Linked DNA regions of Mus musculus: regions 2, 3, 4 and 5 are each linked to region 1. The links are chromatin loops, found by intact Hi-C in ENCODE. Cell type or tissue: heart. All regions are shown on one strand. Links, peaks and the distances in the headings refer to the core of each region. The heading gives the core; the rest is flanking DNA. Region 1 has its middle 38 kb from the start of Neurl1b. Region 2 overlaps Pgap6 (post-glycosylphosphatidylinositol attachment to proteins 6). Region 3 overlaps Luc7l (Luc7-like). Region 4 has its middle 44 kb from the start of Neurl1b. Region 5 has its middle 29 kb from the start of Neurl1b.

Region 1 (5,903 bases), core at 531-5,530:
TATGAACCACTTAGTGATTTTCTGGTTGTTGTTGTCAACTTGCTACAAGCCAGGGCCATCTGGAAGGAGAACACAGGGTTGGGAAGATGTCTCCATCAGAGTGGCCTGTGAGCAAGCCTTCAGGACATTTCCTTGCTCAATGAGTGATGTGGACGGGCCCAGCCCACTGTGAGCAGTGCTCTCCCTAGATGGGTGGCCCTGGAGTATAGAAGAAAGAAGGCTGAGCAAGCCGAGGGGAGGAAACCGATAAACAGTGTGTCTCTGTCATCTCCAGCTCAGCTCCACCCTCCAGGTTTCTGTCTTGAGTTCCTGCCTCACTTTCCCTTCATTAAGGACTGTGTTATAAAATGAAGTCATCTTTCCCTCCCCCAGATTGCTTTTGGTCATAGTGGCTTTATCACAGCAATGCAAGGAAGTCGTCAGTGTCCCTCCTGGTCTTGCACACTTGTCCCTGCCTTCTCCAGTTTCTCTTTGAGTGTGCAAAGCCCCCACCACTCCTGCAAACAGACTCTGAGCCAACCCTGGGTTTGGCCATCTTACATGCACACAAATTTCTCTTTCCCTCGCTCTTGAGGTTCTGCACGCTGAGTAGCACACAGAGCTAACAATAAGGGGTCATTTAGTGAGCACTTCCTACACGTGAATGACTTCCATTTCATCCACCGGTCCTCACAAAAACTCTGGAGTAGGCCCTGCTGCCACTAAAGAGAAGCAGGACCAGAAACAGGAGTTCTCTACCTTACTGTGTAGCCGAAAGCTTTCTTCTCTGACTTCTTCATTCTGCTCCAGCATCTAGTCCTGGTGATTTTACCAAGGCAAATGAATCTTCCAAGGAATTTCATCACAGCCTTCACCCACCTCCCCAGGTGTTCTGGCCCTGTAGGGAAGCAGAGGAGGAGGAGGCTCGATGAGGGCAGGGCCTGCAGGTGAGGCAGGCTTTGAATGGACTGGCTCTTTTGCTGCAGTCCAGCTGACCTGTGGCTAAATCTCCAGTAGAAAGGAAGGAAGTGAAGAGAGTGGGGAAAGAGAAGGGAGAAAAGAAAGAGAAGAAAAAGAAGAAAAAGACCACTCATTAATTTGAAACACAGATGGGCAAAGAGAAGCAGTGGCCATATCTGGACGATGATGTACCATTGTGCCCTCCCAGAACCAGGGTCTCACCTAGGCTTCCTATAGGTTCAGCCTGGTTCTGGAAGTTGTTTTGACTTCTACATGAAGATGGGAAGAACTCAAGTATTCCGGGCATCCAGTTCTGGAAACAAAACTTGACCCTGACTATTAAATACATCCAGAGAGGAGGTACCAGCCCTGGTCCCCTTTTCTGCCTGCTGTCCCAGATGTGGCCCGCCTAGGCCTAGGCATCTTTTCCGAGGCTGTACATAAGGCCTATTACTGCAGCCTCAGCTGCCCGAGCAGCACAAGATCAGCTCTGGAGTTGCTTGGCAGTCCTGGAGCCTACACACTACTCCACCCACCTCCTGTGTGAGACCCTCTCCACTATCTCAAAAAAATCACTCTGCATGTGACAGCACCCTGGAGCCATCTATGAAAGGGAGGCCCCTCCCTAAACTCCATCTTCTCGCCAGTAGGTTGGCATACTGCCTGGGGCTTTTGGTGTCAGCTAGCACAGGGCCTCTGGGATCTAGCATGGTGGATGAGAGAGCATGAACACACATTCAGGTCCAGACCTGCTTCTGGGTGAAACCCCTTCCCTCTCAGCCTAGTTGGATCTCTGAGGAAAGAGAGGCATCCCCCACCTTGTGGGTTAGGTCACAGTGATGCCACATAGTCAATGCTAAGTACAGGACTCTATTTTATCCTGATTTCCATCCGTTCTATGGTTTACCCACAGTCAACCTTGGTCTGAATACTACACAGAACACTCTGGTAATAAATGACCCACAGGCTTACACTGTACATACATCCTTCCAAGTGTCCACAATGTATATGCTACTCAGCCAGTAGCCACAGTGAAGTTAATTGGCTTGTCAGATCTGCTGTCGTGGTAGGGCAGGGCTCTAGCTGAGTAACCCTCAAATACTTCACAATGGCCCCAGGTGGAAGCAGTGAGCTGCAGACAGGAACATGGAGGGCACATGGATGCTGCAGGCCAGAAGGAAGGTGCTTGCAACACAATGCTTGCATTTGCCCCCTTGGGGTGTTAGGTGTCTCTTTTTGGATAAAGAGGACTAGGCAGTTGTTTGTTCCCCCAGTGACAACCTGCTGGGCTATACACAGCTCTGCTCCCTGCAGTCTACCACCACGTGGTGGAGCTATTGAGTTCTGTCCCACCTCCACCAAACCGGTCTCTAAATTTAGCGCACCTCCTTCCCACAAAGAATGAAACCAGGGTGCTGAGACAGGGGCTTACCAGGCCTGCTTCTGAGCCTGCTCTGGCCCCGTCCCCTTGTTTGTTTTGGTTCCTGGTCAAGAATGCTGGTCCAGGCCTGGGAGGCTAACCTTCTGACTCTGGAGGGAAAGTCACACTTTTGCTCAACTCCCAGGAGCAGTCTCGAATTCCAGGGGAGGCGTGGGAAAGGCCAGGCCTTCCCCAGCAAAGGCAGTGGAGCTGCCTGAAACCCAGTCATTGCTTCCAGCCTCTGCACTGCTCCCAGGGACAGCCAGCCCACTTCAGGGGGATGGAAATGAGCCGAGGGGAAGGTCTCATGAGCCAGCACAGGATAGACGTCAGAAGTTGCTAAAAGGGAATCCTTCAGACACTCCCCCTGCTCCCTCTCAGACTCCTCCTTCTCTGTGCCAATCTCACCTCCACACAGGCCCCCTTTGGCTGTGCCCTGAAAAATAGAGACACCTTTTCACAGGGGCATTGCTTTAGCTACTGTGGCGGTGATACAGAGGCCGAGGCTTAGGTGAGCCTCTTCTAAGGTTTCAGAAAAGCCAGGCACTAGAGGCAGGCAGCTTTTGGCCAGCAGGGATACTGTCCTGAGTCCCACCAGCAGAAAGGGGCTGCCCGGCCAAGGAGCAGACAGGTCAGCAGGTGGGTGCACCACTGGGTCTGGGGCAACAGTCCAATTTGGCATTCTCCTGCCTCATCAGGCTCTTCCCCAAGATGTCCTCAGAAGCCATTCCCTGACGGCTCTTAAGCAGGTTTCCTCCCTGAATTGACACAAGGGCCCCTGCTCAGGGACAGCCCACACTTAGGCCTCTGGAAAGCCATAAAGCTGAAGTTGGAAGGGGTTTCAGCTTTTTGAAGAGAGGCAACTGTGGCTTTTTGGAAGATGAAACATCATCTCCCTCTAGTGGACATGATGAAATGTGGCGCCCCTCCAACTCACATAGGCAGCTGGCTCTCTGATCAAATCCAGATCAACACTTCCACCCCACCCAGCACCCTCCAGGTGTCACCCTCCAGGTGACACCCAGCAATCAGGAAAGTGAAAACCCAGTAGTTGGCTTTGCAGGTTGGTGTTTTCAGGATGTGGGGATATCAGGGTGACTTGGAGGCTGTTTTTGGATGGCCTGGCACGGTGGTGGGAGCCTACTGGAGAAGCTCAGACCCCGATAGGATCCCAGGATTACCACACCCTGAAGGACCAGGAGGTGGGTCATGCACCTGGTCCTTGCCTCAGGTCACTGGTCTCAGGCTCACTTTAATTCACCCAGCCTACCTATGCCAGGAACCTTAAAGAGAGGCAATGGGAACACAGACATAAGACAGCATATTAGGAGTGCTAAATGTATAGCTTTAGCGACTGGAATATGAATATCCCAGAACTTGAGGAATTTGTGACCCAGTGATTCAGAGGCATGGTCTAGTGTGTGGCAAGTTTCTGCTGGGTCACAAAGCCAGTTACTTTTCAGGATGATAACTGATAACATGCGTGGCTACCTCTGCACACTAGCTAACAACAAGCAGCAATAGTGCCAGCCTGCCCTCTCAGGGACACAGTGGCCCTCGGGCAGATAGGCCATACTGAAGTGGAGACTTCTGGTTTCTTTGGAAAGTCAGTTGTGTCAGATAGTGTTTTGCTGGGGCAGATGCCTGAAGGAGTGTTTCCCTGAAGAGGACACAGGTGAAAGGATGTCTCACTTAGGCAGACTTGTGAAGGAACATTTCACTGGGACACATGCTGTTTAGAAGGATCCAACCGACAGTGGATGGTGTTGAGTGGGAATGGTGTGCCTTACCATTGCTCATCATTTGTCAGGACCCGATAGAGAGAAACACACCAAAAAACTTCTGGTGGTGCACTGGTGGCTTCTTGCTGCTTCCGTGGACTCAGGCAGGTTGTCAGAGTGATGTCAATTGATAACAAACTCACATGGAGTTTTGCTAAGAGAGACTCATGTGCTGAGGCAAGACACATATCCAGGCAAGACCCATAGAGGACACATGACATTTGGAGGGAGTATAAATAGGACCCAATGGACAGTGACGGGGCTTGCCTGTAGAGCTAGCTGTGCAATGCTTCTTGGTCTCTCGTCTTCAATGGCATATCGTCGGTTCACTGAGAGAGGCACAGCCAAGAACTCCTGACATCCCTGGTGGTCCTGTTTCTCCTGCTGACTCGTGCCTAGTCTGCTGAGGCCTGGCTGTCTCTGCTAGGTTGAGCCACCGCTGCTGCTATCCTGACACTACTGAACTGGACTGCTGGTGGATCCGTGAAGTGTTTGCAAGTGGATCGAGCTGCCTCTACTGACCTATGAACTGAACTGCTGATTTCCTGACAATGCAGATGAGATTTGCTCCAAAGAACATTTTCTAAGCAGGTCCACTTCCCCCGTATCCTAGTAACCTTTCTTTTCTACTACCTCTGGTGGATGGTGGGCTAGAAGGGAGGTTAAAGCATTTAAGAACCATCATTAAATTACATTTTGAAAAATGAAAGCTTACACCATATCCTCCAAACATTAGGCCAAAAGCCTCTCTCTCCAACACCACAGTGACGGGTCTGAGACTCACTCACAGGGCTTGCTTGGGAATGACATGAATGTCCCAGACACACCAAGCAAGAAAAAAGTCACGAAAGCATCTGTGTGATATGATGTCATTAGAATAAATATTATACCAATTTAAAACCAAAATAAAATAGATAAACAGATGTGGGGCAATGGGCTATGCACAGACAGGCTAGTCTCCAGTCAAGCCGAGGTTGTGAACCCCGGTAGAACCTGGTGGTGATAATTCACCTACATGAGGTGTTCCCTCATGTCTCCTGGACCCCTGGCTCCTGTCGAAGTTACTGCCCCACAGCCCCCACAGGAGAAGCTGTGGCTAGTAGTCACATAGACAATGTCCCAAGCTTCTGACCTTCAGGCTAGACTCCTCCCAGTTACCTAGCAACAGTAAAGATAACAGCCCACCATAAGAGGGACTGCTTGGCCCCATCTCACTCTCTTACTCCCCTTACTCTCCTCTCTCTCCTCATCCTTTCTCTCTCTCTCACCTCTTACTCTCTCTCCTCGCTCTCTTAAGCTTTTTACTTTCCTTATTCTCACTCTCTTACTCTCTCTCTTACTCTCTCTCTCTTACTCTAGCCTTTCTTCTCTCTCTCCTTTTCCCCCTTCTCTCCTCTTGGCCATGGCTGGTCTCTCTCTTCCTTTTACCTTTTCTCTTTCTCCCTGCCTTTCTACAATAAAGCTCTAAAACCATAGACTGCCTCTGTTCATCAAGTCCTGCTGTGCATGGATGATGGGATAGGCTTTCTCCTAACAAGCCATTTCTAATCTCCTGATAGAAGATGACCGGACTTAGGACTCTTACTTGTGTGGGAACCTCTCTCCCCCTGCCCTCTCTCCCGTATCCCTGGGGCCGAGGGTGTCACCCCGGGACCCTGTTATTGGGGGCTGCCCCTTGTCCACCCCCCGTCAAGTGGGGTCAGTGGCTTAGATGCTCACCTGGGGGCAAGTGGAAAGCATCCGGCAGTCCTCCCACGTCCCGT
Region 2 (5,903 bases), core at 654-5,653, 330 kb before region 1:
ATCAACCCTCTGGGCACCAGCTTCCCTGACAACACCTTGAGCCACGCCTCCTTCCATATCAGGGCATTGTTGAGCACCTTGATGCTGGACAACACCTCAGTCAACATCTCCCACCCTGCCCCTGGGGACTGGTTCCTGGTTGCTCACCTCCCTCCCTCCTCCCAGAAGATCCAGGTGAAGGTGAGGGGCTGACCTCCGGGGATGGAGGCTGAACCGCTTGATGCATGGAGGACCCAGCCTCTTGTCAATGTCTGGGCAGACCTTACTCTCAGCTACCCGACTCTAGATTCAACTCCGTCTTCTCCTTTGGCCTATGTCCTACCTTCTCTAACCCCTATCACTTCCTGCCTTATTCTCCCCTCAGGGCTTTGTTCCAACCTGTGCCTACATCTTCCAGCCTGATATGCTGGTAATGAGGGTGGTTGAAGTCTCCACCCTAGAGCCTGATGTTCCCCTCCCACAGACGCTGCTCTCCTACCCCAGCTACCTCAAGTGAGTGGATCAGGGAGGCCAAGTCTGTCCTGTAGCTGCAAACCTTTGGGTTTAGGGTGGGTGGTACCACCATCTCATCTTGCAGGTGAGAAAGCGTAGAGACGCGCTGGGAAGAGAAGTCAGATATCTCCCTGTAAGCATGTTAGGAGAAATAAGTGCCCAGTGCGAGCTAGCAAGTCTGAGTCACCACCTTGCCACAGGATCTTTGTCCCTGAATACACCCAGGAGCTTCGGTTGGAACTGCAGGGCTGTGTGTCCAGTGTGAGCCCCGGCTGCCCAGTACGTGTCACAGTGGGGGCAACCACCCTGCCTAGAAACTTCCAGAGGGTGCTGACTTGCACTGGCCTCGCTCCATCCTGCCATTTGCTACTGTCCTCTCCACCCTGGGGCCGGTGGTTACAAGTGACATTTGAGAGCCTGGCTGAACCTCATGTGACAGTGGGCTTTACTGCTAAAGCTGTCTTTACAGGTGGGCTCCATGGGAGGGGAGTGGGGCGGGGTGGACGGGCTCTGTCTACCTCCCCCAGAGCTCTGGGCTTTCTTCCGGTTGAGCCCCTTGTCTTTTTGACAGTATGTAGGCCATGGAGTGTGACCATCCATCATCTTATACAAAACAACCCAAACCAGACTTATGATACCTCTGCAATCCAGCTGTCCCAAAGCGCTGTCCACCGGGACCTGGGCAGGAGTAGCAGGGTGGACAGTGGCCCCTTCTGTCTCCTGAACTATCCAGTCCTGAGGGAGGACACAGATGTGGTGTCTGTACACTTCCAGCCCCTGAATGGGGCCTTCGTGCTAGTGCATTCAAGCATGCCTTCTGTAATGCAGCTCCGCCTTGATACAGGCATGGACAGCGGAGGCTCCTTCATCATCGTCCTGAGGACTAACAAGGTATCCTCTGGAAGCCCACTGAAGCAGTCTACAGCTGCTGGTAGCCTGGGCTTGGCTCAGGGTACAGGGTGACTTCAGCTCTGAGACTGGGGTGAAGGGACCTGGTAGGTGATAGCATGCTATCAATAGCATGGGCCAGAAGGGGATTCCTCCAAGATAAAAGACTTCCCCTACCCGAAGCCCTGTCCCTGGTAGAAGTTATAATTATATCTGTGCAAATGGACAGGGAAATGGCCAGAACAGGAGACAGCTGAAGATAATTCAGCTGAAGAAAATTTGGACCATGATGAACTTTGGGCTAGCAGGCGGCCTCCCTCCCCTCAAAAAAAGGACCCAGCATGACCGAGCTAAAGTACAAGGTGGGGAGGCAAACTGCTCCTTAGATGTCTTTGAGGGGTGACAATGGCTAACCTACCCTACTTCCCCTTCCAGACAGAGGTCACAAATGGCACCTTGGTAGCAGCTTGTGTGAATGCTGCCTCCCCTTTCCTCAGCTTCAACACTTCACTCAACTGCACCACAGGTATTCTGGGCAGGCAGTTTTGGTGGAGAGACTGACTGGCCCCTCTAGCCACCTCTGACAGGCCCTCCCACCCCATGCAGCCTTTTTCCAGGGCTACCCCATGTTTCTGAGAGCCTCATCTCACATGGCCAACCTCATCATGCCCTTCCCGGAGACAGACAACTGGTACCTCTCCCTGCAGCTTGTGTGCCCTGAGAGTCCTGAGTATGTGAATCTGGGCCTGGGCAACATGACATGGGCTGGTAGCAGTGGAGAGTGGGAAGCATCTATGAGTTTGGAGGGGTTCTCCTTTTCCACCTGCCCCCCATCCCACAGCAGCACAAGCAGGGGAAATGGGAATCCCAGCCATTGGAGCCTGGAGGGCTTGGCTCTAGGCCTGGGAGTCCTAGTGGTAGAGCCACCAACAGGAGCGCTACAACCAGCCTTCTCAGGCCACTTCTTTGTAGGGATTGTGAACAGGCTGTGGTTCGCGTGGAGACCATCTTGTATCTGGTGCCCTGTTTGAATGACTGTGGGCCCTACGGCCAGTGTCTCCTGCTCCGTAGATACGGCTATGTGTACGCAGGCTGCAGCTGCAAGGCAGGTGAGGATGAGCTTGCCAGGCCAAGCAGGGGTGACACTCCCTCCCACTCCTTCTCACGCTCCCCTGCTAACTTGGGACCCCCAGTCTAGGTGTAAGGGACACTGATTTGTGGGGGGGTTGGGGTGCTGCCTCCTGACTGTGGCATTGCTTGCATCCTGCCTGCCCTTACCCACTCAGTGCCTACAGTTGTCTGCCTTACCCACTCCTGTCTGAGCTGTGTCCTACTGCTCACGTTTTGTTGTGACTACATATTGATTCACACTTTTCCTCGACAGTCTCTACGTCTGTCCATGCATGCCACACTGGCTCCTACGTGTCCACATATCTCTACATCTGTCCCTACCAACTTATCACACCTGTCCGCCCTTACCTACACGTACTGGTTCACACAGCCTTCTCCATGTGCCTGCTCACAGCAGAACACACTTGGCCACGCCTACCTGTGTCTACACACACCCGTCCATACCTGTTTCCCTGTACCAACTATGCTTATCCCTCCTTCTCCACTCCTGACCATGCCTGCTATGGATACACGTGCTCGTCCAGACCCTCCCGTGCCTACATGCATCTTCCACTTTTGTCCCCACTTGCCCGTGCCTGCCCACTCTTGCATATACCAGTATCTATTAGTGCCGATTTCCTCCTCCTATGCCCGTGGATTCCCTCAGGCTTGTCTACACAGCATCCTCTGGGCGAGGAAGGGCCCTAAAGTTCAGAAGCTCATGCCTAGGTATTGCGTGGCCCCCAGGTTGGCGTGGGTGGAGCTGCACCGACAACAGCACAGCGCAGACCGTAGCCCAGCAGAGGGCAGCAGCGCTTCTGCTCACGCTCAGCAACCTCATGTTCCTGGCCCCCATTGCTATATCCCTGCACCGTTCCTTCCTGGTCGAGGCCTCTGTCTACTTTTACACCATGTTCTTCTCCACGGTAGGCTTGGCCCTAACCCTCTCGGGAACTCTGGGTGGGGAGGTCAGGTCTGCTTGCTCATCGCTTCACCTCATAGTTCTACCACGCCTGTGACCAACCCGGGGAGGCAGTGTTGTGCATCCTCAGTTATGACACGCTACAGTATTGCGACTTTCTGGGCTCTGGGGCGTCCACCTGGGTGACCATTCTTTGCATGGCCCGTCTGAAGACAATCCTGAAACAGGTGAGTGGCCTCTGATGCCAAGCCTGGGCTCCAGGGAAGCAGGGGCCCTCACATACAGTACATGACGTGGCAGAGAGGGATAGACCAGATAGGACTGGGTATCGGATCTCACAAGAGAACTCGTCATCCACTACTGGAGGACGTTGTAGGAAGCTGTGAGGGAAAGGTGTAGCCGTCAGGACGCCAGGAAAGAAGATGGGGACCGGGACCCTAATCTCAAAGAGGAGTCAGGGCAGGCCTCCCTGAGAAGCTGGAGCCATGTTCCTGGGTTCCTTGTCTAAGGGCACTTGGGGATTTTATGCAGCATCTGGACAATAGAGGTGACTCTTCGGTGCTTGTGAGCTGTGTCCTCTATAGCCTGGGTACTGCCCATCAGGGGCACCCATATCATCTCAAAGAGTGGGAGGAGAAAGTTCTGGAATTTGGAGATCCAGCAGGCTGAGTGTGGAGGGCATGAACTTTCAGGCAGTGGGCAGATAGAAACTTAGGCATGGGTCCCCTCCCAGGTTGCATCTAAGGCCACCCTGCTTGTAGATCCTGGAAGGCTTGGTATGCACGGTCATGCAAGTGTGTACAAGACTGCCCATTAGGAGTGGACATCATCACCTAGTCCTCCAAAGGTCCTTTGGACACAGTAAAGGGACTAGAGGAAGGGTACTTCCCTCCCAGGGGCTGAGCAGGAACGGGGCAGAGTCTTAAGAGGAGCCGACAGAGGAGAGGAGCCAGGATGTTGGGAAGCTGACCTGGGTAATCAGCGCCCCTGACCCCAGCGCCTGCCTATTGTGTCTCGTGCTATCACAGGTGATTCCAGCCAAAGGCTTCTATGGCCTCACAAACCACTGTGTCTCTCCTAGGTACTACTTGTCCTCGGCACACTCGTCATCGCCATGTCCTTGCAGATGGATCGCAGGGGCATCTGGAACTTGATGGGACCTTGCGTCTTTGCTTTTGTGATCATGGCCTCCATGTGGGTAAGGAACAGGGCATATAGTCTCCTGTTCAGACTCATGGAGAAGAGAGCCAGGCCCTTAATTCCAGTTATGCTGGGAGGGCTCCAAAACTCCACATCTGTTTAGAGTCGGTAGCAGCTACCCATAGAGCCCCAGTCTGGCTATGTGCCTTAGGTCTTGTGCCGATAACCACTAGGCATGAGGCCATATGCACTTCTCCTGCCCAGATCTAGATAGACCCCATACCTCTTGGCTCTGGGTCTGCACCAACCAACCAACTCCCATGTGGCTATCCACTCTAGATATACCGCTGTGGGCACCGGGGACAGTGCTACCCAACCTCCTGGCAGCGCTGGGTCTTCTACCTCCTGCCTGGCATCTCCATGGCTTCCGTTGGCATCGCCATGTATACTTCAATGATGACCAGTGACAATTACTACTACACCCACAGCATTTGGCACATCCTACTGGCTGGTAGTGCAGCATTTCTTCTGCCACCACGAGAGGAAAAAGCTGGGTCCTGGGCCTGTTTGCAGAAGTTCCCTTGTCACTACCAGATCTGCAGGAATGATCGGGATGAGTTGTACACAGTGACCTGATAAGGCTGGTTCATGGACACCTGAAACTCTAATGACCTCTTCAGCTAGGACAAGCGAGAGAGGTGCTTGTCTAGCCCCAACCAGGTTTCCATCTGAATAAAATTGTCCTGAGACGCTTGGCTTCTTTCTCCAGAGAAGACCCCCTCCACCCCAAAAAATCTTTATGGCTGCTGCCAATTCCTCTGAAGGTCACAGCTGTTTCCACCTGGAGCCCACAGGTGCCACGTGTGGGCTGATCACGCTGTTATGGATGGGGATACAGATAAGGGATTCCTGTGGTCCCCTTCCTTTGGAAAGCCGTGATATGAGACCCACAAGCAAGGAAGTCTGAGTGCACAGAGGTCACTCACTGTCTCTGACATCCTGTACCCTTAATGCCATCCTGCCTTGGCATGGGGATACCCTCCTGCTGCAGTTGCTATGGTAGAGTCCAGGGTCATCAGAGAGCTGATTAAGACCTGGAGTGCTGTGTGCTGTCCCTCCCTCATTGTCTGTTGGAGCAGGAGGCCTTCGGGAGAGCCTGAGGTAGCAGGCTGCTCAGCTGTATGAGGTCTGGCTCCAGAAGGCACACAATGCTCGCTAGTGTTCCCTTCTCTCTTAAGGGGTCCAAGGCCCCAGTCTGGTGAGCATTCTCCTGTGCTGGCCCTAGACACTTGGATGAGGCTGACCCCTACTGGATCAACTGAGGATTAAGGAGTGGGTTCTGGATCCCCAG
Region 3 (5,903 bases), core at 406-5,405, 180 kb before region 1:
TTTTAACTGGAGTTCAAGTACTAGTTACAGTGTTCCTGATTTCTTTCTGTTTGATGTATTTTGCTTTGAGGCAGAATGAGAGATTTTTCTATATACATTTTTTTTTTTTTTTTGAGACAGAGTTTGTCTGTATAGCCCTGGCTGTCCTGGAACTCACTTTGTAGACCAGTCTGGCCTTGAACTCAGAAATCCACCTGCCTCTGCCTCCCGAGTGCTGGGATTAAAGGCGTGTGCCACCACCGCCCGGCTTCTATATACATTTTAGTATTCTTGGAGGATGCATCTTATGTGTTGTGTACTTTTCTCTTCAAGGAAAGTGTTGGTGATTGGGCCTTTTCACCGGAACTTTTAGACCTGCATTTGATATAGCCTGGATATTAGGACACAATTGCTACGACTGCTCTAGTTTTTGCTTACTTTTAAAATATTTATTTTAATTCTGTCTGAAGGGCTATATGCATGTGAGTGTAGGTTGCTGAAATGAACTAGAGGCATTGGATTGCCCTTGAGTTGGAGTTATTGGTAGTTGCGAGCTGCCTACCATGAGTGCTGGGAATTGATCTATTTCAGTTCTTCTGCATGAACAGTATAGATTCTTTTGCTGCTGTTCTTTTGAGATAGGGTTTTTCTGGGTAACAGCCCTGTGGCTGTCCTGGAACTCATGTTGTAGATCAGGCTGACTTCAAATTCACAAAGATTCACCAGCTTCTGCCTCCTGAGATTAAGTGTCTGTGACCACACCCTGGGAGCAGCATACAGTCTTGAGTACAATCTCTCCAGCTCAATTTTTTTTTTCAAGTTAAAAAAATATGTATTTGGGTGTTGTCTTTATTGGTGTATTTATTACTTGTGTTTAGTGTTCTCAGAAGCCAGAGAAAAGCACCAGACCTGTCACTGGTGTCACGGAGGGATGATTGTTAGTCTCCCGTGGCTGCGGGAGCCACCCTAGGTCGTCTTCAGCCCCAGGCTTTATTAGATTTTGGGATCTCTTCCCTATTCTTGTTCAGAAACATATCTTCCCTGCTGATCTCTGAGAACAGTCCTTATCTCCATGTTTGAATTGTCTTTGTTTCTTTTGATGAGACATAAATGTTTTTTGTTTGTTTGTTTGTTTTTTCATTTTTCAAGACAGCTGTGTGACTGTCCTGGAGCTCAGAGAACTACCTGCCTTTAATGTTAGTTAAAAAAAAAAAGTGAAATTGAAGTTTCCAACATAACCTAAAGCTGAACAACCCAGTTTCAGTATGTAGTAAAACGTCGCCTATGTTTCAGGTTTTGCCACTTGGACGACCTTTGCAGTGTGACAGTTCTGAAATGCCTCATCTTTATGTTTTCCCCCATAGGAAGAATATAGAAATTCCATGCCTGCATCCAGTTTTCAACAGCAAAAACTCCGTGTTTGCGAGGTTTGTTCAGCTTACCTTGGTCTCCATGACAATGACCGTCGGCTTGCAGACCACTTCGGGGGCAAGTTACACCTGGGGTTCATTCAGATCCGGGAGAAGCTTGATCAGTTGAGGGTAATGTTAATATATTTTGTTTCTGCAGAGCTCCTGGGAGTCTGGTTACTTTTAGCTTTAATTTTAAAAAGTTATCTGTATTCTTTAAGTTGGATTTGGACATGTTTCTGTGTTGTTTGTTTCTTTTTGTTTTGTTGTTTGTTTGGGTGCGAGAAGCAGGTGTGGCGGCGAGGGCCAAGTTGGTTGCTGCCTCGCCCGAGCATGCGCAGTGAGGCTGTATGCGTGGGCTGCCTGCCAGGCTGGACTGTTCCTCGAGATCCCGACCTGTCAGCCTGTCGGTGACTGACCTGAGCTCGTGCCTGGAGCGTGTGTGAATTCTGATTGGATGAGGTGGGGTGGAGCTGGATGAAGTCAGTAGGCACGAGTAGAGGAGTTTTGGGTACAGCCCTTGCCTTGAGTAGAAGCAGCTGTTTTAAGAGAAGCAGTAGTAGAAGCTAGCTGCTGTAAGTAAAGCTGCAAGAAGGAGTAGAAGAAGCAGCTGATGGGGAAGAGAGCTGTAGGGGAAAATCCCTAAGTAAAGAAGCTGCTGCGTGAACCCAAGTCAGTAGCCTCGGGCGACAAGGGCTCGAAGGACCTGTAGCATTTGGGTTTTGTTTTTTATTTTTGATTTATTTTAACTTATTTATCTTCATTTTATGTACATTGGTGTTTTGCTTATGTCTGTGTGAGATTATCGGATTCCCCGAAACTGGAGGTATAGACAGTTACGAGCTGCCATGTAGGTGGTGAGAATCGAACCATGGTCTTCTGGAAGAGAGGCTGGTGCTTTTCTTTTTTTTTTTTTTTTTTTTTTTTTTTGGTTTTTCAAAAGACAGGGTTTCTCTGTGTAGCCCTGGCTGTCCTGGAACTCACTCTGTAGACCAGGCTGGCCTCGAACTCAGAAATTCGCCTGCCTCTGCCTCCCGAGTGCTGGGATTAAAGGCGTGGCCCAAAATTGCCTGACATATTTCTGGGTTTAAAAAAAGAAAAAGTTTCATTTTATGTGTGGGAGAAGTAATTTGTCTGCATGCATATGTTTGTGTACCATATTCTTGCAGTGCCTCTGGAGGCCAGAAGAGGGCAACAGATCCCTAGGAGTTAGAGCCAGTTTTTACTCACATGTGGGCTCTAAAGTTCTAGGTCCCATGGCAGAGCAGCTTACCTGCTGAACTGTCTGTTCAGTCCCATTCTTTCCTTTGTGTTCTCACTGTCCTCTCATCCTCCCTCCCTCAGCATTATTGGTGTGTGTAGAGGTTCTTGACACATTCAAGCTAACTTAAGTTGATGCTGATTTGGTGGTAGAGGTTCTCAGAGCCTCCTGCTTCTGTTGCATATAGGATCAAGCTTGATGAATTGTGCTGATATTATCATAGCACACACCAAATCAAAAGGGAGCTGTTTTCTGGGTACCTACATCTCTACTCCCAACAGCAGGGTGCTATTGCTTTTGGTCTGAGTTAAGTTTCTTTAACTAACATTTCTTACTACAAAGCTTATGGAGAGGCTGTAGGAGGAACAGTTTATGGCTTGGTTTGAAACATTGTGATTTAAGCCCTGTGTCTTAGAAGTTCAGCCCCTTTTCTGTAATTTGTCACCAAATGTAGAAAATGATGGTTAATTTTTTTTTCATGTGTTCTGTTAGCTTTTAACTGAGTAGAATATTGTTTCCTAAAAGCTGTTGCTTCTCCTTATTTTCCCATTTTTTCATTTATTTAGAAAACTGTGGCTGAAAAACAGGAAAAAAGAAATCAGGATCGATTGAGGAGAAGAGAGGAGAGAGAGCGAGAAGAGCGCCTGGGCAGGAGGTAAGCATGGGGGCTAGCCTTAGGAAACTGCTGTTGCTGTTTTGTGACTTGGAGCCATCAGTGTTTGAAACATATAAAAGCATGCATTTATTTATTTTGAAGCAGGGTCTTACTAATGTAATCCGGACTGGCCTAGAATTTACAGATATGTGCCTGCTTTTGCTTTCCAAGGGCTGAGATTAGGGTATATGCCATCACACCTGGCTCCAGTGTAGCCTTTAAAAGCAAAACCTATGACATATTCACTGTGGTGAGGTGCAACACTGACTGATTGGAACTAGGGAAGGAGGAGCTGACAAGGGTCCCCTCTCCCTTTTCCTCTTACCCCCTCTGTCCGTGTGTCCCTCTCTACCCCCTACAGTTGCCCTGTATAGCTCCAGCTGTCCTGGGACTTGTTCTGTAGACCCCTGGCTGCCCTCAAACTCAGATCCACTTGACTCTGCCTCCTAAGGACTGGGATTAAAGGTCTGTCCCACTGCTACCCAGCCATCTTTTAACCTCACCCAGACAGCTCCTCTGACAGCTGGCCATGGAGCCCTTATCAAATAGGGAAGGCAAAAGTGGATCTACTAATGGTAGCTAAGCAGCAGTCTCATGGCAGTGCCTTGAAGGGAAATCATCAGCTTTGGACTTGAGGGTGGAAGCTTTGTATGGCTGTCTTTTTTCTTTTTAATTGGTTATGTGGGATCACTGGACAGACTCCCATAAAATATGTGGTTGGAATATGTTCTTGCCCATTGAGAAGCAAAATGTAAGGTGTTTGGCAAAAGCCTCCACACCAGTGAGGCACTAACGGGAGTTAAGAGGCAGGAAGAGTGTGGGTGATAAGGTCTGGGGTAGGCGGTCTGGAGTAGAACTGACTGGACTTGGTGACTGTTTAGGAAGGAATGAAGTTGGCCTCACGGTTTCTTTTCTTCTTGGTCTTTTGATACAGTGTTTTTCTGTATATCCCATGCTATTGTGGAACTAGCCTTGTAGATCAGGGATCTGATTGTCTCTGCTTCTCCATGCTGGGATTAAAGCATGTATTATCATGCCTACCTGGCCTTTCTGGTTTCTTTTTTTTTTTTTTTTTTTTTTGGTTTTTCAAGACAGGGTTTCTCTGTATAGCCCTGGCTGTCCTGGAACTCACTTTGTAGACCAAGCTGGCCTTGAACTCAGAAATCCGCCTGCCTCTGCCTCCCGAGTGCTGGGATTAAAGGCGTGCGCCACCACGCCCGGCTTGCCTTTCTGGTTTCTGATCTGGAGTTGTTCCTTACCTAGAACAGGGAGGGTGGAACCAGGAATAGGAGTTAGAATTTGCTGTATTCAGCCGGGCGTGGTGGCGCACACCTTTAATCCAGAGGCAGGCGGATTTCTGAGTTCGAGGCCAGCCTAGTCTGCAAAGTGAGCTCCAGGACAGCCAGAGCTATACAGAGAAACCCTGTCTCGAAAAAACAAAAACAAAACCAAAACAAACAAACAAACAAAAAAAAACAACAAAAAAAAGAATTTGGCTGTATTCAATTTGAGATGCCTGAGAAGTACTCCGATAAATATTTGGGATTAATTTCAAAGAAAAGATCAGAGCCAGACTCATCTATGCACTCTTGAAGCATCTCACTAAGTTGCCTTAGCTGGCTTCAGATTCACGGAGATCCATTTGCCTTTGTCTCTTAGATGGATTAACATTTTTCATCTATTTATCTTTCTGTTTAGGTCTGGATCAAGAACCCGAGATCGCAGAAGGTAGGTTTCAAGATCTATCACAGGGCTCTCAGGTTGAGTGCCTTTTTCTGTAAAAACATTTAACTGATGTTCACAGCCTCACAAGACTGTTTTGTGAAGAGTATAGATGTTAGGGTTTAGCACAGTAGAAAGATACCACGTGGACTCCCATGCTCTCACACATACGCTGCCACTGCTGGGGTGAGGGGAGACCCCGTTGAAGAGCAACTAGGAATGTCCAAGTCCTTTTTTGTTTTTGGGTTGGTGGTGGTTGGTTTTGTTTTTTGAGATGGGGTTTCTCTGTATAACTTGGCTGTCCTGGAATTCTTATTGAAGAGGCTGGCCTTGAATTTAGAGATCCTCCTGTTTCTGCCTCCCAAGTGCTGATATTAAAGGCATATGCCACCTTACCTGGCCAAGACCTATGTTTTCAAGAAACATTCAGGGGAAAGATACGGCCTTCCGATTAATTCAGGGGACTTTCACTTCCAAATTGTACATTGTAGGAGGAAAAAGGAATCCCAAGAACCCTGAAGGCCAATAGATGCTGAGAGTTGAGGAACGAGGGTGGTTTGATCCCAGTGACATCTTAGCTTTCAAAATCATCTGGGTTTTCCAGGTCACGCTCCCGGGATCGTCGACGGAGGCGGTCTAGGTCTACCTCCAGAGAGCGGCGGAAGTTTTCCCGTTCCAGATCCCGAGATAGATACAGGCGCCATCGCAGCCGTTCCCGGAGCCACAGCCGGGGTCACCGCCGGGCTTCCAGGGACCGGAGTACAAAATACAAGTAACTACTCTGACTCCTCAGTAACTTCAACCAGGAGTGAGCCCTTTGTCTCTGTGTTCCCAAGATCTGCTAAGATCTGTCATCCTTGCCTTTTGGCCATTACAT
Region 4 (5,903 bases), core at 395-5,394, 82 kb before region 1:
GCTGGTGAGGGGCAGGAGACCACATGAGAGTAACCTTTGTAGGTTGGGAACACCTTCACTCCTCAACCGAAAGCCGCCTTCTTCTTTTTTTAAATCACAGATCCACATACTACAGGCTCACTTCCAGACCCCACAGTCCAGGAGACAGCGTGTGCCACCTTTCCCTCTGTGGCTGGAAGTCTCCACAATGTTTCTGCCTCCTCAGGGCCCCGAGGACCAATGGTTCCATGAGACTAGAACACTACAGCTTAGACTGGGGCTCCAGGCTACTAGCTCTCCTCAAAAAAAGAGAGAGAGAGAGAGAGAGAGAGAGAAAGAGAGAGAGAGAGAGAGAGGGAGAGAGGGAGAGAGAGAGAGAAAGAGAGAGAGAGAGAGAGAGAACAGAGAGAACCTTGGAGAATCTGCTCAAGGTAGGGGTTCAGGAGCGGGGAGACAGATGGAAGGAGATCATGCTCCAGGCCTGTAATGTAAGGATAACAAAGTCCTTCAGTGTGGACAGGGGCACTCTGCTGCTTATGTGACAGAGACTCCAGGGACTTTCTGCAGCTGAGACTGGAGACCAAGGGGACGTAGCCCTGACTTGATGGCTCTGACTGGACTGTGGGGAGGTGGAGCTCTGGAGAGGTGGGGGGCAGGAGGCTGAGCACAGCGCCTAGCTGGAGGCAGCTTGGCATCTGGTCTGATCCAGCTGTTGATTTTGGCTCCATATTCAAGACTCCTGAGCCCTAATTACTCACTGTCTTGGGAGCCTGGCAGGGAGCCTGAAAAGGGAGAAGCTGGGCTGGTTCACATCTGATAAGGAGACAGAGGCAGCAGAGCGGGACCCAGAGGCCTGGCTGAAGGAGCTGAGTCTTCTGCCTGTTGTTGGTTTGACTGAGATAGAATCTGCATACAATAAAATTCACAGTTTGGATAAAACCACCCATAAACCCGTAACCCGTTAAACCACACCACAATCAAGATGCAAACCATTTCCAGTAAAGTTTGCTCCTGCCTGGATCTGCTGGCGCCCGCCCACCTGCCCTCCAGCTTAGCAGTCCTTCCCACACACTGCTTCTCGCTTGGAACTTTAATGAATGGGCTGGATAGCTAGATGGGACCGGCTTCTCTGGCAGATGGTGGTCACAAGACCTAGGAGAGACATCTGTGTTGTTCCTAAGTCCGTTCCTTTTCATGGTTGAATTGTATTCCATTTGTATAGACGTGATACCTCTAATTAATCCCATTCATTTATCAATAACATTTTCGGCTGCTTAGGTAAACATGGTTTTTCCCTTCGCTGGTAGATAGCAGGGGATAGTGTTACTGGGGTTAGTGGTAAACACATGCTTAGTGGCGTAAACCAGAGCAGGCATGCCAGTTTTCTCTCTCTGCAATGCTGAGTGTGGTGGTAGTTACCACATCCTCAGGGCCCTGATCTTTACACAACAGGATCTCACTGTGGGTTCAATGCATGCTTCTCTGGTAATTAAAATTGCTGAACACCTTTTAATAGGTTGGTGCCTTTTATATGATTTTGAACTCAAGATTCGCGAGTCCTGAATGAGGTACCCAGCCTTTCCTAGAGGAGATTGTGGACACTCCTGCAGACAGCTCGGGGCCTGGCTCTTGGATGACATGGGTGAACTGCGTAGGACATTCGCTTAATAGGAACACAGAAGCATCTTGTAGAATGTTCTAGAAGCCCGTGTATACACAGCAAGCCCCTCACAGACCTTTCTTCAGGACACTTCAGACAGGTTCCCACGGGAAATGTGTCTCACACACTGGGGTGACTCTTCTCCCTTCCAGGCACCAGAACACCAAGGCCTTTCCGTGCAACCCTGTGAGGGTGATCCTTGTCCCTGTCATGGCTTAGAGCCACACTGTGAGGACAGCCATCTCTAGTGAGCCAGCTTCCCTGATGGATTAAGGGTGGCTGTACCACATTTTGCCAGTAGTGTGGCCCAGTGAAGAGGCTTGACTTGGTATCTTGTCTGATCTGTGCTTCTCATGGCAGGTTCCAAGGAGTGGACCCACCAAGCATCTGTATCACTCATCCATTGCTACAGCGATGCTATGTAATGAGTCTTAAAAAGCCCAAAACACCAATCTCTCACTTGTCACCAGGCAACTGATATTGGGGTGGTTTACTGATCTGGTCCAGCTCAAGTGTTGATTTACTTGTTTAATTATGGGGTTGAGGTTGGCATCGGGGCTGGCTGGTCATGGACGGGCTCATTTCTGTTTTGCCTCCTTTCTTGCATCAAATGGGTTCGGTTAGTTCTGATGTAGACGGGGCTCAAGGAGAGGAAAGCCGTGGAGGAGCTGAAGCCTGGAGTCAGAGCTGCACGTTCTCAGTGATGAGCTAATGAAGAGACCCGGCGAGCACCCTGACCCCGCAGACAGGCGTCTTCACAATATAGCAAGTCCCATTGCAAAGGGTGTGGTCACAGTGGGGAAGGTCTGCGGTGTGTATATTTTACAGCCCAGGACAGTTTTAGAGTCTTCACATTTCTCTATGTTGTGGAATGTTGCCAAATTGTCTTCCTAAAGGTGGCCCAGGACAGTTTATGGCAGGACCTGGAAGCCCACGCTCCTCCAGTTTAGCCTGCGCAGCTATCCCGACCCCTGGGCCAGAGCTAGAATTTCCCACCTCCATACAACAGCAGAAATGAAGTACAGCTCCCCAAAGCACTGGTTTTAATCACTTTCTTGAGAGGCAAACACCGTCCTTAAGACTGAAAGCGCTCACAGACAGGGTGAATGACATCATGTGATGCTTTAAGAAAGCGTGAGACTTAGTGAAATGGCCGACTAACAAGGCAGACTCCTCCAGACTCCATCCTCCCAATGTGGGCATCTGCTGCTAGCGTGCCCCACCAATGACTGAACATCCTCTGTGTGCTGGGCACAGCTCCAAGCATGAGGACAGGATGGCGGAGGCAGGGTCCCTGCCTCTCAGAGACAAACATGAAGGGAAGGAAGGGACCATTGACGTAAACAATGCCACTTCAGAGACAATATATGTCAGGAAGGAAACGGCACAGGGTAATGCCACAGAGACACTATGACCCTGGACTGGGAGTTCAGGACAAGAGTCTTTTGTGGGTGACAAGTTGAGTCCACGATGACAGGAAGGGGCAGAGAAGGAAGCAGCAGGCTAGTCTGGCAGCTGATACCAACATCCTAGGGCAGAGGTGACATCTTGCTGCTTGCCTACTGTGTGCTCTCTACCTCTACCCTCTTCTGCCACCACAACAGAAAAAGGTCTGGGCTCCCCCTGCTGGTCTACCGTGAGCTGTGATTTCAGTGGAGGGTCAGGGGACTGGGAGTATCTCATGTCATGCTGGGAGAGTTGGGGATGCCAGAGGCTCTGTGTGCACAGTGGGAGAGGGGCAACCTCACCTCGGGGCATGGTTTGGTCTAAGAAGCTGTAAAGAAAGAATATGGGCTCAAAGTCAAGCAGGAGCAGGGAATGCTGGGAGCCTAGTTACACACACCCAGTGCCAGGCAAACTCACCAGTGAGTCAACTCGTGGCCAGTGCATGACTTCAGGGAAAGCCAGAAAGGAATGGCCTGCCATGACATCCCTGCAAAGCAGCCCTCAGGTACTGCTGCTAAGGGGGAGCCTCTGGGAACGAGGCAAATTGACCCAGCTCCTAGCCCTGGGTTCTTTCCATTCCCAACCTCAGAGAGGAATCAGAATGTTCAACCACAAAGGGATTGAGTCCAACTCCCTTGGAGGTCTCTGCTCAAAGCTTGCCTAGGGTCAGCCAGTGGGTCCTGCTCTCGATCCAGCCGTTTGTGGTGAGTTTAATGATTAGTTCAGCAAATACTGGATACCTTCTGGGGGTCCAGGAGCCTTGTGTGCATGGGAGATGTATGCATGAGCAGGACCAAGACCCCTGACTATGCAGCTGGCATCTGTGGGGCAGGATGGCAGGCACAGGTGGCATCCTGAAGAGAATATGTGTGTTCTGTGTGCCAGCTGCTGAATGGTGAGCTAGGAAGAGACGGACATGGCAGGGGACAAGCACAAGAACAGGGCACCAGTTGCTAGATAAACAGATGGTCCTCAGAGGTCCCTTGACAGGCCGACACAGGAGGAGGGGAGTCAGGCCCAGGAGCAGCTGAGGCAAAGACCTTGAGGCAGGCTAGTTAGTGGAGACAGCAGTCAAGAAAAAGCCTGGCCCCGTGGGAGCCAGGTGTGGCCACCCTGGCAGGAGGAAGATAACCTAGAGATGTTTGCACCCCTCCTTTGGATATCAGAATCCTGAAATTGAGGCCTCCAAGACGTTGGAATTTCCCAGGAGTCTCAGATTGGGAGAAGGAAAAGGCAGAGACCTCATGCTAGCCAGAGGGAGTGGGGATAGATGCTAGCTTCTGGAAAGATGTTCTACACAGCTCTAACACCTTGTCAGACCACCTGGTACACAGGAGAGACAGGAGCTGGGACCATGATGGGTCAGTGACAGATGAGACTCTACCTTGACCAGAGATGCTTAGCTACACATGTCTTTTGCCTTCTATTTGAGCAGAACCCTTGTGACAGGACCCTAAAGATGGACTTGGGGGGTCCCCAGAGCTCTTCATTTGGTCTTTACAGTGTGGCCACACTGAACAGACCTCGCCTTCTCACCATGACTTGTCTGTCTCATTGGCCTTTGAGTGGACACACCTAGCTTGTTTGGGCTTCCAAGGACCTAGATTCTCACCTAAACAACTCTGGTGATGGGAGGAGGGATAGATGGATAGTCAAGGTAGGGAGGAAACTTCTAGGCCATTCCAGAGCCTGCATCTGTGGGGCCACTGCAGGCTTTAGAGCCAGGGAGGCACAGGCTCCGGCTTCTGCTTGCAGAGGGTCCTTGTGGTGCTGCACAGAGAACAGACTCGAGGTTAGGGGCATCACAGGGGACCAGAGAAAAGGCTGAGAAATGATAGAGAAATGCTCCAACCTCCAATGCAAACGACACTCAAACTCTCCAACGTCCTGACTGAAATCTGTTGCTGTCCCTCTGTCCCAGGAGCTGGGAACATTTCTCTATCATTTTTTTTTTATCCTGCCCAACCCTGCCGTGGTATCCAAAGCAAGACTTTGGGATCCTAGGCCTGAGACAATACCTTGGGATGGAAGGCAGATCAAGTTTCCTGAGGGTGGGATGACCAGGAGGGAGGAGGGGACAGTGCATATTCCCACTGAGGGCTAACTCCCTTCCTAGCTGGTTGCAGGGGTGTGGAGAGAGGGACTGATGCCGGGCTCCTCCCCAGTGCCCCAGGCAGCACAAGGGCAGGGGCTGGGACAGAACCCATAAACAAGCATCCATTGAGGTCACAAACCAAACAAGCAAAGTGCCCATATCTGCTTTGTACACAGAAGAGCAAGCTGGTCTCCCCTGAGTTTGTTCAGGGGCTGTTTCTCGGGTATGTGCTGCAAGGGACTGCAAGACAGGGCCTGGGAGGACCCACATGCACCCCTTAAGTAAGCTGGATCCCTTCCTAATCTGAACATAAGTTCTGGGCAACTCGAGTAAGGGAAAGCTGGGAGCTGGACTCAGGATGGTGGCAGGTAGACACACAGGGAGATGCAAGACTCAGATCCATGCTGTCAGACATGGGATGCTTGTTTGTTCCGGCTCAAGCACTGCTGGGTGCCTGCCATGCACCAGGGGTCTTCAGGGGCAGCTTGTCATTTGCCATACTGCAGGGAGCCAAGAACAGCCCGGCACAGCAGCCGCTCTCAGTTTTCTCTATGCTCCAGCCTGCGGCCTGGCAGTGTCAAGCCTTCCCACCTTCTGTTCATGAAACAACCCTTTAACTGAGTTGATGCCCCATCATGGTCCAGATGAGGATACAGAAGCTCAGAGAGGCAAGGTAACTCTTCTAGAGTCACACAGCCAGTGAGAGGCAGAGCTGATCTTGTC
Region 5 (5,903 bases), core at 438-5,437, 67 kb before region 1:
TTTCCGAGCTGTCTACTTCCTCGTCCTAGACAGCACTGGAACCTTCCTGGGAGGGAGGGGAAAGTTAAGTGGCAAGCAGGTAGTGCAGTTTCTCATAGCATTTTTGTAGAAGCTCTAGAAGGCACAGAGACACCTCAGGGCCACTGCCCAGAGCCCAACGGTCCTGAGGAGACAGGGAGGCAAAGGCTAGTCCCCACTTCCCCTCTTCCTGGCAGGTGCTGCCCTCAGGACCAGCCAGTAGGAAGGTATGTGGAGGGGGAGAGGGACCAGGGGCATGGGGAGACAGAGCCAGGTCCCTCGTTATTGACCAAGGGGAAAGAGAGGTGGGCTGACCAGACCTTGGTTTCGCTTGACATAAATGGTAAAGGGGAAAAGAGCAGAACATTTTCAATAATACTAAAATTATCCTTTATAGTAATGAATGCCCTTCATAAATAAACAGAGGGTAGCCAAGTCCAACAGCATGCCCAGAAGTTAAGGAAGAATGTACCGGATGCCAGGCAGCTGAGAGAAGCCCAGACTCCACTCAGAGCAAGCCCAAGCCACCTCCCTGCCACCAAAGAAGCTCATTTGCCCAGGGGCTGCTGCCTAATTTTGAGTCATTTACATATCTTAAGCCGCAGTCTTGACACCCCCACCCCCAGTGTCACAGAACAAGGTGAAAATACTTAATGGAATCTCCTACCCATGTTTTCAATATTTACTTTCTTCTGAGAACCTGTGCAAAGGTCAGGGGTTGTATTTTAAACCACACTGAAAAGGGAAACAGTCTGGAGCAATAGCATTTCCATGCTGGACCAAGGCGGAGAGGAGGCCCAAGCAAAGGGCTTCTCAGGGAGATTTTGCACCAGTGAGTTCCACAGAAGCAGATGTGTAGAAGAACCGGGGCCTTTGAGGGACTCTGACTGTCTCCTCACAGAGCCCCTCTAAGCTCTTTAACAGGACCTCCAGGAACTAGGGTGTAGTGACTATGCATAGCAGAGACTGTTCACGGAGCCAGCGAGGGCAAAGAAACTGGGTTGAAGTCCCTGGTCCATGTGTGGTTCATCCTGCTAGTCTTGAAAGATGCTTTCAGGGATGTGGGTTTCATGGCCAAGGTACCTTGGAAAGATGGCGGGCAACTCACTGTGGCCTGAGGATTAATAGGCAGCTGGGCTGCTGTGATCAGACATCGTGGCTGCCCACCGACAAAGTTCATCCCTCACCACTTGGCCGTCCTGATGGCCGCTTCCTGCATAGGAGGCCTGAGCAGAAGCTCTACATGGGCAAAGTCTGTGCCCTGTGGGAGGCTGATGGGACGTAACATGCAGCTCTCCCTTCTTCTCATTGCTGAGTGAGCTAGAAAGATGCATCTGATCCAGAGCCGAGCCAGGCAATGCATACCAGGGTGCAGGCCTTGGATCCATGTCCTTCCTGCTTGCAAGCCAGGGCTCCAAGAATTGTATTTCCTTGGCTGTTTTTTTTTTTCCCTAAGTAAAGATAATGAGAAAACCTGCTTTGCAGGTTTCTATGAGAATCAGATAAGAAAGCCTACATGGACACCTTAGACCAGCAGTTCTCAGCCTGTTGGGGGCATTGAGCAACTTTTTCACAGGGGTCATCTAAGACCACAGGAAAACATAGATATTTACATTAGAATTTGTGATAATAGCAAGATTGCAGTTATGTTGGGAGCCGCCCCCACATTCGCCGTTACAAGATGGCGCTGACATCCTGTGTTCTAAGTGGTAAACAAATAATCTGCGCATGTGCCAAGGGTGTTTTATGACTACTTGTGCTCTGCCTTCCCCGTGACGTCAACTCGGCCGATGGGCTGCAGCCAATCAGGGAGTGACACGTCCGAGGCGAAGGAGAATTCTCCTTAAGAGGGACGGGGTTTCGTTTTCTCTCTCTCTTGCTTCTTGCTCTCTTGCTTCTTGCTCTCTTGCTTCTTACACGCTTGCTCCTGAAGATGTAAGAAATAAAGCTTTGCCGCAGAAGATTCTGGTCTGTGGTGTTCTTCCTGGCCGGTCGTGAGAACGCGTCTAATAACACAGTTATGAAGTAACAACGAAAATAATTTCATGGTTGACGGTCACCACCACACAAGGCCACCAGTTACGAAGGCTGAGAATGATTGCTTTGGATGAAGGAATTGACCTTCTGGCTTTCAAGAACTTGCTGGGCGTTTTTACTAGATATGAAGACTTAGAGAATCTAGAAGGGTTGGTAACAAAAGCGGCTATTTGGAGACCCTGATGGGAAATGATATTCACTAGTGAACCAGAGAAATGTACAGAGTGGTGGACGGGGGCTGGGGAGATAGAGAGACATCAGCTGGCCATGCGAGGATCTGCTGGCTGCAATCCTGAGTCCAGGAAGTCCTCTCCCTTCCACCGTGCTCCCCACTTCCCATCCACTTCACACATCTCCAATGAGCTTAGGAGTGAGGAAGCCCTGACCAAGCCAAGGTGCCCTGAAAACCTTGCTCCACCACATGACCGCTTAACCAGGAAAAACAAAAGCTGTTGACGGAAACTCAACTTGAGCAGGACAAACGGGCCTCTCTGCCTGGCTTCCTCTCACTGGCTGGGCTCTGTCACGGCATCTCATGGTTCTTGGAGAAGGAAAAGGAAAGAGGCGTGGACAACAGAGAAAGCCAAAGTAGCCAAGAAGGAGACTCCGAATCCACATTGCTCTGCCAGGGCTGAGGGGAGACATCCAACACTCATTTGTGGGTCCCAGGGCGCTTCAAGGGTGAGAAGGTACCAGAGGGACAGAAGACACTTGCTGCTTCCCCTGCTGGAGAGAGTTCTCCTCAGCTAAGAAGCTTGGAGACATTCCAGCCCATCCCCCTCCACTCTTGACCAAGAGGCCTGAGCTGCTTGGCAGTGTAGGGAAGGTGGGCACACTATCAACAGACCTGAGGTGCTGGGGCATTGTGGAGGACCTGACAAGTTGTGGGATAGAAATGGCTCCCAATGCTGTGTCAGGGCTGAGGAGCCCGTGAAGACATTTAAAGGGTGCTGCATGGTCTGACCTGTGTTCCAGGCTGATTGTGCTAGAAGCAGCCTGAAGGTCTTACCAATGACAGGGCGTAGCTTGGTCACAAGGACAGGAAGCTGAGTCTGTGTTAAGGCCATGTTGATTCTGGTGTGATGGAGTGATTGGCTCCAAGGACTGCTAATTCTCTGTCTACCTTCCTGGCAACAGCTTCAGAGCTGAGTAGTGGGTGGTGGTGAGCAAGCCACGCTGGCTGGGATGCTCAATGGGTAGACCGGACAAAGGTAAAGATGGCTTCCAACTTAGGCAGATGATTGCTCCCAAGATAGAACTTTCTATTCTAAACCTTATTCCGCCAGCTATCTCAAGCCCTCCCTGGCTGGGTCTGGCGGTGTCTCTCCTCCCAAGCTCCTGACAGATGGCCCCTCCTCCCTCCCCTTCCTCCCTCTCCTGGATCTTTCTCAAATTTAAGCTTGGGCCATTTTTGGTATTCAAGTAAGATTCACTGACTGTATTATCTACCTGTGGTACCATGATTTTCAGAGGCTGGATCTCTTCATTCTTGGTGTGTGTGTATATGTGCCTATGTGTGTGTGTGTGTGTGTATGTGTGTGCGTGCATGTGTGCCTGTGTGTGTGTATGTGTGCCTGTGTGCCTCTGTGTGTGTGTGTGCCTGTATGTGTGTGTTTATCTTGTTAGGCAACCGAACCCGAGCCCAGGAGTAGGATTCCAGCCTAGCTTTTGGGTTGATCAACATGCACCTGGGGTAGGGCATGAAAAATAACAGTGAGGGAGCGAGGAAGAGTCTTTAATTACATTTTTTAAACCATTAAAAGCTTGCATCAGCCAGAGGTGACCACTCTTACACATTGGGGTGTTTTCTGTGCAAAACCCTGCTCTCTTTGCAACACTCTGACTATTCAGTGCTCAGCCTGGGCACCTTCTGACCTCTCCCACTCATGCACAGTCCTGCTCCCTGGGCTCCACCCTGGCCAAGGCCTTCACTGGCACACCTAGGAGCTCACCTACCAACTCTTCTGGATGTGGAAAAATAAGGGTGCTAGGGTGCCTAAGAAGTGGCTCAGTGGGTGAAGCACTTGCCTTTATGCCTGACAACCTGAGTTCGTCCCTGGGACCCATATGCGAGAAAGAACCAACTCCTGCAGGTGGTCCTTTGATCTCTATGCACATGCCACACATAAACACAAATGTATGTGCACACACAAAAAGAAAATACAAATCTTAACGTACAGTAAACTTAGTCCAGCAGCCATCTCAAGCCCTCCCTGGATGGACCTGGGGGTGTCTCTCCTCCCAGGCTCCTGACAGATGACCCCTTCTCCCTCTCCTTCCTCCCTCTTCTGGAACTTTCTCAAAATATAGTAATGGGTTATGGCTTGGGGCCATGGTCACCTGCAGGGCAAGTCCCAGAATCCGTCATCTCATGTGAACGCTGCACCACACCTGGACAAGCAGTGCCTTCAGCCCACATTGCAGTCAAGGACGTAGATTCGGGAGGGTTAAGTGCCTTGCTCCAGGTCACACTAGAACACTCGAGCATCTGTGCACAAGCCCATCTATGAGCGTGGTGCCTCTGTGTAAACACTCGCCTCCTCTCACGGAGCTGTCAAGGGAGGATTCACCTTCTCGGTCCTAAGAGAGAGCTTGCTTCCATGGCAAAGCAATGGAGGAGCTTCCAGTGCAGGGGGCAGATGGGGCACAGATGGTGTACCCTGGGTGCTGCAGTGTGAACGTGAGGCCAGCTGTGTGGGGAGAGGGAAGGCAGGTCAGCAGGATCCTTCAAGAGCCCAGACATTTTCCAGAGAGCAACAGGGAGCCTCTAGAACATGCCAGCAAAAAGAGGGCTTGTACTCTTGAGTGTTCATTTGGGCAGTGAGTGGATGGTGGCAGGGGGAGGCTGCCTAGAGAGAGACAGGGCAGAAAGTGACTGGTTTCTGAGGAAGTTCAAGTATGAACCTGCCTTGCCTGGAAGAGATAGGGGGTATGGTGGACATTGCTACCATGTTCCCACTTTCTGTCTCTCCTCTCTGTTCCCCAGATCTGCCTCCCCCAAACCAGGGACCTGCCTTGCAACTCTGCTGAGTCTCCTTTCAGTCCTGTGTGGGTCCACTGGGCAGAGACTGGCGTCCTGAACATCTATCCGAGCGTCTCTGGTTTTGACCAGGCTGAGTGAATGAAATTGTGGCCCCAAGGAAAAAACGAGTGTTCGTTCCAGTGGGCCAGCCTCGCCTAGCCCAGCACTGCAGAGTAGGAAGTTGGGAAGGGGTGTGATGCTGCAGGAAGCTAGTTCAAGCTGACTTGTTGCTGGAGAAGGCAGCAGCCAGTGGTTCACTGTAGACTCAGGGTGGATTCCAGGGCTCACATCTCCGATCCAGAAAGACAAGGGATGCCTTTCAGACATTCTGGGCTGGGTGGGTCCTTTAACCCAGGCTGCCAAGTGTCATTAAGGAAGTATCAGAGGACAGTCAGCTCTGTCTCTCAGGTCCCTCCTCTGGCCAGCCTGGCCCTGTGCATGCTCTCTGGGGGATCCAGTCTTCCAAGAAGAGGAAAAAACAAGCATTATTAGTCAGCTTCTGGGTCAGCTTGAGGAGTGTCTGTAAGAGGGAAGGAGGCAGAGTGTGAGGATTAACCCTGGACGGTGGCATGCAGAAGGATCACTGCAGCCATCAGGAAGCACTGTGTGGCTCAGTGGGATGACTGTCAAGTACACAGCATGCAAACTGACCTGGTAGTCATTTGAAAGTGTGCAGTTCAGTGACGTTAAATATATGTATAATCCTTGCTGTTTGATTCTAGAACTTTCTATCAGCTCTGATAGAACCCAACAAGCTGTCACCAATGGAGGACCTGCTGGGTGCCAGGTGCTGTGCTGGGTGCTGCACCCTCATGGCCCAGTTAGC

What was found. Peaks named below come from ENCODE experiments on the same cell type or tissue, not always from the same donor. Only the 100,000 strongest peaks of a DNase experiment are listed, where the experiment ranks them.
Region 2: it touches region 1 in a loop (2.2-fold over the local background); 2 of 42 quality-filtered maps call a loop at or near these places.
Region 3: it touches region 1 in a loop (9-fold over the local background); 5 of 42 quality-filtered maps call a loop at or near these places.
Region 4: a loop joins it to region 1, with 2.1 times the contacts of the local background. A loop is called at or near these places in 4 of 42 quality-filtered maps.
Region 5: a loop joins it to region 1, with 2.0 times the contacts of the local background. A loop is called at or near these places in 3 of 42 quality-filtered maps.

What each region holds. Positions count from the first base shown.
Region 1 is chr17:26,449,537-26,455,439 of GRCm38, forward strand. No RefSeq gene overlaps it. Among named protein-coding and RNA genes, the nearest start is that of Neurl1b, 38 kb to the left of the region's middle. In heart, for the core only: CTCF peaks have their summits at 2,262 and 3,271 (motif pointing left); DNase peaks (open chromatin) are centred at 2,565, 3,045 and 3,135; H3K4me3 peaks cover 382 bases; H3K27ac peaks cover 503 bases.
Region 2 is chr17:26,117,047-26,122,949 of GRCm38, forward strand. Pgap6 (post-glycosylphosphatidylinositol attachment to proteins 6) reads left to right here. Exons shown (of 13, transcript NM_021793.2): 3 at 1-180; 4 at 365-492; 5 at 693-961; 6 at 1,064-1,383; 7 at 1,816-1,906; 8 at 1,987-2,110; 9 at 2,353-2,489; 10 at 3,238-3,416; 11 at 3,493-3,639; 12 at 4,494-4,610; 13 at 4,892-5,903. The coding sequence ends at 5,188. Among named protein-coding and RNA genes, the nearest start is that of Mrpl28, 3.5 kb to the right of the region's middle. In heart, for the core only: a CTCF peak has its summit at 3,289 (motif pointing right); DNase peaks (open chromatin) are centred at 3,219, 3,409 and 5,585; H3K4me3 peaks cover 6 bases; H3K27me3 peaks cover 2,972 bases.
Region 3 is chr17:26,274,331-26,280,233 of GRCm38, forward strand. Luc7l (Luc7-like) reads left to right here. Exons shown (of 10, transcript NM_028190.3): 6 at 1,344-1,520; 7 at 3,216-3,304; 8 at 5,003-5,032; 9 at 5,631-5,798. Among named protein-coding and RNA genes, the nearest start is that of Luc7l, 24 kb to the left of the region's middle. In heart, for the core only: a CTCF peak has its summit at 2,569 (motif pointing right); a DNase peak (open chromatin) is centred at 1,821.
Region 4 is chr17:26,367,756-26,373,658 of GRCm38, forward strand. No RefSeq gene overlaps it. Among named protein-coding and RNA genes, the nearest start is that of Neurl1b, 44 kb to the right of the region's middle. In heart, for the core only: a CTCF peak has its summit at 3,269 (motif pointing left); DNase peaks (open chromatin) are centred at 746 and 2,919; H3K27ac peaks cover 713 bases; H3K27me3 peaks cover 275 bases.
Region 5 is chr17:26,382,897-26,388,799 of GRCm38, forward strand. No RefSeq gene overlaps it. Among named protein-coding and RNA genes, the nearest start is that of Neurl1b, 29 kb to the right of the region's middle. In heart, for the core only: no CTCF peak of the experiment used is centred there; DNase peaks (open chromatin) are centred at 2,515, 3,085 and 5,395; H3K27ac peaks cover 928 bases; H3K27me3 peaks cover 416 bases.